2 separate regions of the Homo sapiens genome follow, and region 2 is linked to region 1. A link is an interaction called in ENCODE POLR2A ChIA-PET data of the cell type or tissue named here. Cell type or tissue: CD4-positive, alpha-beta T cell. All regions are shown on one strand. Links, peaks and the distances in the headings refer to the core of each region. The heading gives the core; the rest is flanking DNA. Region 1 has its middle 18 kb from the start of LINC00544. Region 2 overlaps UBL3 (ubiquitin like 3).

The links. Peaks named below come from ENCODE experiments on the same cell type or tissue, not always from the same donor. Only the 100,000 strongest peaks of a DNase experiment are listed, where the experiment ranks them.
Region 2: POLR2A ChIA-PET joins it to region 1 with 5 read pairs; 8 of 35 experiments call an interaction of 5 or more read pairs at or near these places.

The regions. Positions count from the first base shown.
Region 1 is chr13:29,952,012-29,956,409 of GRCh38, reverse strand. No RefSeq gene overlaps it. Among named protein-coding and RNA genes, the nearest start is that of LINC00544, 18 kb to the right of the region's middle. In CD4-positive, alpha-beta T cell, for the core only: no CTCF peak of the experiment used is centred there; a DNase peak (open chromatin) is centred at 1,819; H3K4me3 peaks cover 1,053 bases; H3K27ac peaks cover 962 bases.
Region 2 is chr13:29,840,687-29,845,084 of GRCh38, reverse strand. The region is part of intron 1 of UBL3 (ubiquitin like 3); the gene reads left to right. Among named protein-coding and RNA genes, the nearest start is that of UBL3, 7.7 kb to the left of the region's middle. In CD4-positive, alpha-beta T cell, for the core only: no CTCF peak of the experiment used is centred there; no DNase peak of the experiment used is centred there.

The DNA of each region.
Region 1 (4,398 bases), core at 247-4,246:
TTTTTTTTTTTGAGATGGAGTTTTGCTCTGTTGCCCAGGCTGGAGTGCAATGGCACAATCTCAGCTCACTGCAACATCCACCTCCTGGGTTCAAGTGATTCTCCTGTCTCAGCCTCCTGAGTAGCTGGGATTACAGGTGTACACCACTATGCCCAGCTAATTTTTGGTGTTTTTAGGAGAGACAGGATTTCACCATGTTGGTCAGGCTGGTCTTGAACTCCTGACCTCAGGTGATCCACCCACCTCGGCCTCCCAAAGTGCTAGGATTACAGGCGTGAGACACCGCACCTGACTTTTTTAACATAAAAAAAGTGCTTAAAGCTTGGATCAACTCCTCTTCTGATTGATCAGTATTTCTGGGCATAGTGTTTTTTGTTTGTTTGTTTGTGTTTATACTTGTTATCTGGATATGTTTTGGGATCAAATAAATACCAAATCACAGAGGTTATCGAATAGAGTTCTTTAAAAAAATATTTTCACAGCCGGGCCAGGTGGCTCATGTCTGTAATCCCAGCACTTTGGGAGGCTGAGGTGGGTGGATAAAACCTGAGGTCAGGAGTTCGAGACCAGCCTGGCCAACATGGTGAAACCCCATCTCTACTAAAAATAAAAAAACTTAGCCGGGCATAGTGGTGGGCACCTGTAATCCTAGTGACTTGGGAGGCTGAGGCAGGAGAATCACTTGAACCCAGGAGGTAGAGGTTACAGTGAGCCAAGATCACACCACTGCACTCCAGCCTGGGAAACAAGAGTGAAACTCCGTCTCAAAAAATATATATATATACTTTCACATCTCCATTGGAAATTTTTAAAAGAAACTTTTTTTTTCTGTTTAATTGATGCCAGGTACTCAACTCCCAATGCCATCACTCCCACCAATGCAGACTCAGAGGAAGAGTTGCAGGAAGCAGGGATCCTACTGGTCTTTCTGTCACTATAACCCAGCCCTGGCATGGAGCCTAGCACATGGTAGGGGCTCAAAGGACATTTGCTGAATGCATGAGTGAGTAAGTCAGCTGAGGGTGCCATGGAGGGGGCTAGAGGACGCTGTGCTGCAACCAAGAGCTCAGGGCATCCTGCTGTCCTTGGAGCAGAGGGAGGTTTTGCTGGGACAACAGAAGACCAGAGAAAGTGAAAATCACACTTTGTTCTTGCCCAGATATCTCAACCCCTCTGCCATCCAAAAATCACATTTCTGTTTGGTATACTAAATGTTTATTGAAACTTTTGCTATATGTAGACTCTATGTTAAACTCTAGGGATACCAAAATAAACAGGACATTTTCTCTACCGGCAAAGATCTCTCAGTATGGTAAGAAAAAGAATGATTTTTTAACTAAAAGGTTATACCTCCATGTGTTACATTTTGGACTAAGCTGAAGCAATATTTTATTTTTTTAAATCAGGTAGATGAATCAGTTTGAATTGCCATTCTGTGTGTCTCTCTATTTCCTAAATATTTTGCGCTGAAATAGCACAAGAACAGCGGCACATTCCCACAGACGGCCCCTGACGGGACTGTGTTTGGGCCGAGTCCATATTTCCTCCGTCTCTTGCATCATTTGTTCTTTGCCCTTTGCAAATCTCAGCACCATTTCCTCCAGAGCAGCTCCTGGAATTTTCGATGGGAGCTGTCACCTGGAACCAGCGAGCTTTCTCTTTCATACCTGTCATAGAAGGAGCTCACTTCTCACGAAGACCCGCCCATTTTACCCCCGACCCCGCTGTGACGTTAGGGAAAGTTTCCTTCTCTAGAAGTGTCTAGAAACATGCTTGGCTTTAACTAATGCATCTAGAGTGTCCCATCTGTTTAACAGCACTTTGCTCAAGGAGCCCACGTACTTGTGTTCCACTTCCTGCCTTGGCGACAGTCTCCGCAGGACAAGCCCGGCCCATCGCAGAAGCCCCGTGTCCTGTAGATGAATGAGAACTTAGACAGCTAACATTCTACCTGATGCTGGAACTCAAGGTCCTTGACAAATGACCATGTAGCTTACATTCTGAGAAGTGACAGTGACCTCTCCATTGTTGGAGAGTGCCATTTCCAATTCTGAGCACTTTAGTTTGTTAGAAAGCTTTTTTCAGCAAGTTGTTTTCGTCTATTGAACTCAAAATCAACCTCCTTGCCACTTCCTTCCTTATTTACTTCCTCTGTCTTTCCCTTGACATTTACTCACTCTTTGCTCCTCTTCTGTCTTGTCCTAAAATAAAACCGATTTATTCCTTCGTCCTCACAACACCTCCTCCAATATTTGAAGACAGGAAGATAGTTCCTTGTTTTCTCTCTTCCAAGCTAAACACACTCAGAGCCTCCGGCCAGCCTAGATCAGGAACCGTTTCTAAAGCCCTCAGCACCTCCACCCTGCCTTTCTAAATGAGACATCTTAATTATAATGCCTTGTAGCGAACATTATTTTCCAATTATCATCTGACCAGCATATAGTGTTACTGTTACTTATTATCTGGACACGGTATTTTTATTTAATGGAGCTTACAATTACATTCGCTTTTTAAAGCGACTGCATTACTCTGTTGGATCACATGAGCTTTTGGCCGAAGAAAAAGTCCAGATATTTTGAAAACAGAACTGATGGCAATTAAAGCAGATCTCCCCCGTTATGCCATTGCGCAATCAATTTCTGGACCTAAATGTGTTGGTACAATACCAGCTATATTGACGTAAGGGTATTCTTCAGAGTCATCCCAAGCTAGTTTCTGGCTTGTCACTGGAACCCAAGCTCTACCTCTGTACCCGGTGCCTGCCCACTGGAATGTAAGGTCCTCAGTTTCAGCAGCCCAGCTTGGGTTGAGACAACATCTCTGCTTTTTTTTTTTTTTTTTTTTTTTGAGACAGAGTTCTGCTCTTTCGCCCAGCCTGGAGTGAAGTGGTGCAATCTCAGCTCACTGCAACCTCTCCCCCACCACCCCATCAAGGGTTCAAGTGATTCTCCTGCCTCAGCCTCCTGAGTAGCTGGGATTATAGGCACCTGCCACCATGCCTGGTCAATTTTTGTATTTTTTTTTTAGTGGAGATGGAGTTTTGCATTGTTGGCTAGGCTAGTCTCGAACTCCTAATCTCAGGTGATCCCCTGGCCTCAGCTTCCCAAAGTGCTAGGATTACAGGCTCTGCTTCTTTTTTAATTTTACCTAGTACCAAGCACAAACTGTGGAAGAAGTCAATTCCTAATTAATATTTGTTGAATGGCTGAATGAATGCATCGTATGAGGCTTTACTAACAACAGTTGTTTCCCAGAACGAGCTAAGATTGCCATGAAATGCATAGACTCCTTGCATGCTTTATGTTGTATTTCTTTAGATTTTTTTCTTAAGAAAACCATGGATTCATTCTAGTCATGGAAAACCCCCATACTTCCCAGAGAACTTTGAGCAATTTTCTCTTTAAAGAAAGGGGTGACCCATTTACTGTACTCATCATTATAGTTTAGTTGCTAGAGTTACTTTCTAAGCACACCAGGACAAGAATATTATCTTTCTGATATGTTGGCATAAAAAACGATGTTGAGAAAAGCACATAGACCATCATCACATCCCTTGGCACCAGCAATTTCTAAGCAGTATGGCCAGAGCCATTGCTGTGAGTAGGTTTTTCCTGGCTGAGACCAACCAGGCCTGGGGAAAATAACTTGCAAGTTATCTAAACCAGCAAATACTTGCAAGAAGGTAACAGGAGGGCAGATTTTGTTGTCCATTCCTATATCCATCATTGTCAAAGCAATTATTTTTAAAGATCGTGTGGCTTCTACTACAATCACTCTAACCTACTGCCACTGAAGGAATTGGTATTACGGATGTTCTCCTGAGACCTATAGTCTCTGTTTCAGCCTTTGGAGACTTTGAATGAAAAAAAAAAAAATTCAAAGAAAGGCTGGGTGGAGCAATGTGTGTGCTAATACAATCCCTTGCCCAGCTTGTCTCCTCAGAAGCCTAAAACTAACAGGACATCCTGCACAATGAGGCCGCTTGTCTTTAGGAGTCTGCAAGGGCTGTGTCTTATCTGGTAATAAGACATGAGGGCGTTCTCTGAAATAATAGAGAAAAAACTTGGAGGGCGAGAAAATAGATATGTTTAACTCTCTGAAGAAATAAAAATGGTAAATAGGAAATGGGTTTTCTTTCTACTTTATTTTAGCTGTGCAGGCTGTTCCAAACCCTGGGATGAGAATTCTCAACATCTTTACCACTTGGGGTGGACAGAGTGAGCCTAATTTCCTCTTCCATGAAATTCTCCTAAACCTTAGAGTCAAGAAGGCCTTCGTCACATCAAGCAGTGCTGTACTGAATCACTAAATTGGAGTGAGGCTTATACTGGGTGTGGTTCAATATCCCTTATTAAAAAGAAAGTGATGAGTTTAATAAAAATTTAACTGAGCCTCCTG
Region 2 (4,398 bases), core at 108-4,107, 110 kb after region 1:
ATTCCTCTTACACAGGTATCAAATTTCTATGGATATAGTATCACTTTTATTTCACCTCTGATATTTTTTAGACATTCAGAAATTGTTGAGTGACTTTCTTGACTCACAAACTATTACTGTCTTCGTTACTTACAGAAAAAAATAAATATTGTTCCGTAGTAATAGTGGTGTTAAATATGAAGTCTATAATGTCTGCTTCTGTTATCACTTGGAATATGAAAAATATATATTTATAGTATTAAAACTTGAAGTTATTTTAAATTAGTGGATAAAATACTGATGGTGCTAATAGTTTTCACAATATAGAACATTAAATATGTTTTAGGAGACTGAAGCATATACTTAGTAAATGTGCTCTTTGATTTTCTAAGTCATCTTATTCTGGGAGGGAAAAATGAAGAGTGACTGTAGAATTCATGGTAACCTGGAAACCTTGGGTAATAAGTCATTCCGAACCAGTAAATTTTCTGAATACTTGGAGGTTGAGTGTTAAGATAGCCCAATCTAACAATGTTGGATTACCATTGCATTTGCTTAAATGAAATATACTATGCATAATTTAACTTATTTTTGATGACTTAGAGCTATGATTTGAATAATATTGCTTGCATTCAATCAGTGTTTATTGGGTACCTGTCTGTGTAATATGGTAGTAGTATTAACAGGCATAAGCTACAACTATAATACCCTCGGCACCTAATATAGATTGTGAAGCTTTATGCCCCTTCACTAGATCAGTAATTTACAAAATGAGGTGAAGCAAGTCAATTTTGAGAAGTAAATATGAGAACTTCTGTTTGTTTATTTTGTCCCCCAAAAGGGAAAAGAATTGAGCTTTTCTATTCATACTATGTGAATTGGCTGTGAGGTTCTCCTAGGTCCACCTGCATTCAGGTGGTCACTGAGAGTGTGGTTTGCTGAGGGAAGATGTGTGAATTCTAGAATGTAGATGCCAGCAACAGCACCATGAGTTTCTCAGAGTTTTTCCAGTTTTTCTGTTATATAGTCCCTTTAAAAATACTTTTTAAAAGAAGAATCTATGATACTTCTTATTGAGATGGGGAACAGAGGTTTGCTGTCAAAGCATTTAAGAGTTGTAGAACTCAAAGATTAATCACACATTTTTATTACAAAAGATGAGTATTCTATATGCTGTTCTTATCCGTGATGACAAGAGGCTACCAAAAATAAAAATCTAGCGGATGTGTTTGGGAAAAAATCCCCAAGTTGTCACTTCAAGGCAAAATCGACATTTTAAACAGTAAGTGAGAAAGTACCTGCTTTTCAAAAGAAACATGTTATGGAGAACATTTTGAAAGCATGTTGAAGTATTTACAGTCTGTTGAAAATCTTCCTTACAATGAATTTTAATTGACTTTGGACCATTTATTGGAAAGCCAAACATTTTAATTTGTAAACATTCTTATTGCAGTCAGGAAAAAGAAAATTTTAATAACATTGACATCAGGTAGCTGACTTTGAATAAAAATGTTTGCGTATTTGGTGATAGAATGAAAAAGTAATATGATTTAGTAAGTTAGTAAGTGACATGTTCTTCTATATAGATCTCATCTTTGTAAGATAAGTTTTTCAGGTATGACTTATGACAGCTCTTAAAACCAAGTGCAAAATACATTGAACTTCACAAAAGAAGAAACTAAGATTTAAAAAAATGGAGATATATTTAATAATAATGCTCACCTAATATGTTAATAGTAATAGCATTTTTAGTGATTGAAAGATTAAAACAAGTTAATATTTAAAATAGTTGATAGTTAAAATAGTAAAGTAAAAACAAAATTTTAATCTTTTAATTTCTGTTTTTAGTATATGTTTTATACTATGTGTATGTTTATAAATGAAAACACATATACTATAGGTATGTGCCTCAAGTATTTTATATTTGGGATCTTCAGTCAAAAAAATGTAGGAGCCACTGCACTAGATGACTAAAGATTTCTGAGCATTTTAACTTCTTGTGTTTGATAGTTAGAAGTTTTCTGTCTCCTGCCTTGTTGAGCAGCTGTTTTTTCCTGTGATCAGTGTGCCTACTTATTCCTAACCATTTACAGTTGCTGGTTTTAATTTGCTATGGGTGTGGAAACCATATTTCCAAAGTTTATTAAAAATAATATGTGTTTAAAATGAGCAAATGGTGTCTGAGTAGGATTTTAGGAGTTACCTCACAGTAAAGTGAGTATCTTTTGTTTCATGGACTTGATCATATCTGTTTTGGTTGCTTAGAATTCTCTTTTTAGGAGGGCTAATTTTCTGGCTGTTAGTTATGTTTTGCAGAGATGCAGTTTCTTGATAGTGAAGAACTGCTTAGGTGATAAAAAAATTACACATAACTTTACTTTGAGCTCGTAGAGGAGAGAGAACTAATATTTGTTGTGTACTTTCTAGTACCAGGCAGATGCTTGGCATTTTACATTATAGCATTTAATTTAATCCTTACAGTCACCCTGGATAAATATGGTTGGTATATAGATAAAGAAACTCTTAATACCCACCAGGTGAAGACCACCAGGAATGCATCTGTGGTGAAACAAGTTAGGTTGACTGTTTTGCAGCTAGGAAGAGCGTATGCCAGATCCTGCCAAGTGTCAGTAAAAGAGAATGGGAGGGCTGGGCACGGTGGCTCACACCTGTAATCCCAACATTTTGGGAGGCCGAGGTGGGTGGATCACTTGAGGTCAGGAGTTCGAGACCACCCTGACCAACATGGTGAAACCCCCATCTCTACTAAAAATACAAAAATTAGCTGGGCATTGTGGCAGGCGTCTGTAATCGCAGCTACTCCGGAGGCTGAGGCAGGAGAATCACTTGAACCCAGGAGGTGGAGGTTGCAGTGAGCAGAGGTTGCAGTGAGCTGAGATTGCGCCACTGCACTCCAGCCTGGGCGACAGAGTAAGACTCTGTCTCTAAAAAAAAAAAAAAAAAAAAAAAAGAAAGAGAATGGGAGGAGTTTTCAGTAGGGTTTGGGCTGTGCTGGAAGCAGGGACTCCTGGACTGAATGCTATCGTACATCAACTGGAGGTGGGTTAGTAATTGGGTCTTTCAGCAGTCTTTGTTTAGGAGACAGGATAAATGAAGGGGATTTGGAAAGTCATTGGTGAGAAAACATAATCACTTACAGAATGGGAGATTGTTGGTCATTTTGGAGCTGCAGTGTGGCCATAGGAAAAACTTTTTACCTGTTGGTCTTCTATCTTTCAGATATCACAGTCTGATTATCAACCGAGCTCATTTTTACTTTCTCACAGCCTAGGTTCAGAGAGGGTAAGGAACTTGTTTGAGATCACATAGCGAGGAAGAAGTTGAGCTAGAATAGGAGTTTGGGTCTGGTGGCAATAGTGATAAACATCTACACCCCTCCCCACAACGGTAACTGAGCAAACATTACTGAATCCCTCAGGCACATTATCCTAAGAATGCCTTAGATTCCTTCCCAATACCTTGCTCCAGGGAGTCCCTACTGATTGGTCTGAGCTAGCATGGTAGAAATGAAACCTACTTCATATATCTTTGTAATAAACTATGTAACATCTGGATTGGAATGATTTTAATTAAGGTTGGTTGTCTTACTAATTGGTAAAATTAAAGGGAGTTTCCTTTAAACTTGTTGGAACTTTGAGTCTTCTTATGTATATATTTGTTACACAGTGGATTTTTCTTAAAAAGTACTACTTTGAATGCTTTATATATATATGTAACAAATAGATTGACTTGTAAAGGATTTAGTGATTTCGGGGCATTTTGTTTTTGTCTCCATACTTTTAACTGCATATATATATGTAGAGAGAGAGAGAGAGAGAGAGAGATTCTCTATTGGTTGGTCAAATCTAGTAGCATTTTTGGTCTTAAGTAAATATATATTTGGGTAATTTTCTGACTAGATTTTGAGAAGAAAATGTTCTTTCTGCTGAAGAAAATTGTTGAAGTTTGACATTAACATTTTTGTTTATGTACTTAAGATGGCAATTTATTGTGTCTAGACAAAATGTTCTTATGATATATGTTTTTCTTTACTTTCATATAAAATTAGTGTTTTTCTTTGCCTTAGAAATAGTCTTGCTTTTGTATCCTGCTATTCTCATTGTCATGTTAAATCAAGTTTAGCCTAAAGCTGCCTCCTTACATATTTAAAGCTCAGCCTATATTATGAACATCTATCTATGCAAATAAGTATAGAACCGTATTATAATTTTGAACCGATTATGATAGATGTATATAAATTATTTAGCGAATTCCATATTCATGAGCATTTAGAAGCTATTACAAACAATGACATAATGGATATTCTTAAACATATCTCTGTGCCTTGTCTGATTATTCCCTTAGGACAAAACTCTTAGTAATGTAGTTGCTCTGTCAAAAAATATGTGTTAATTTTGG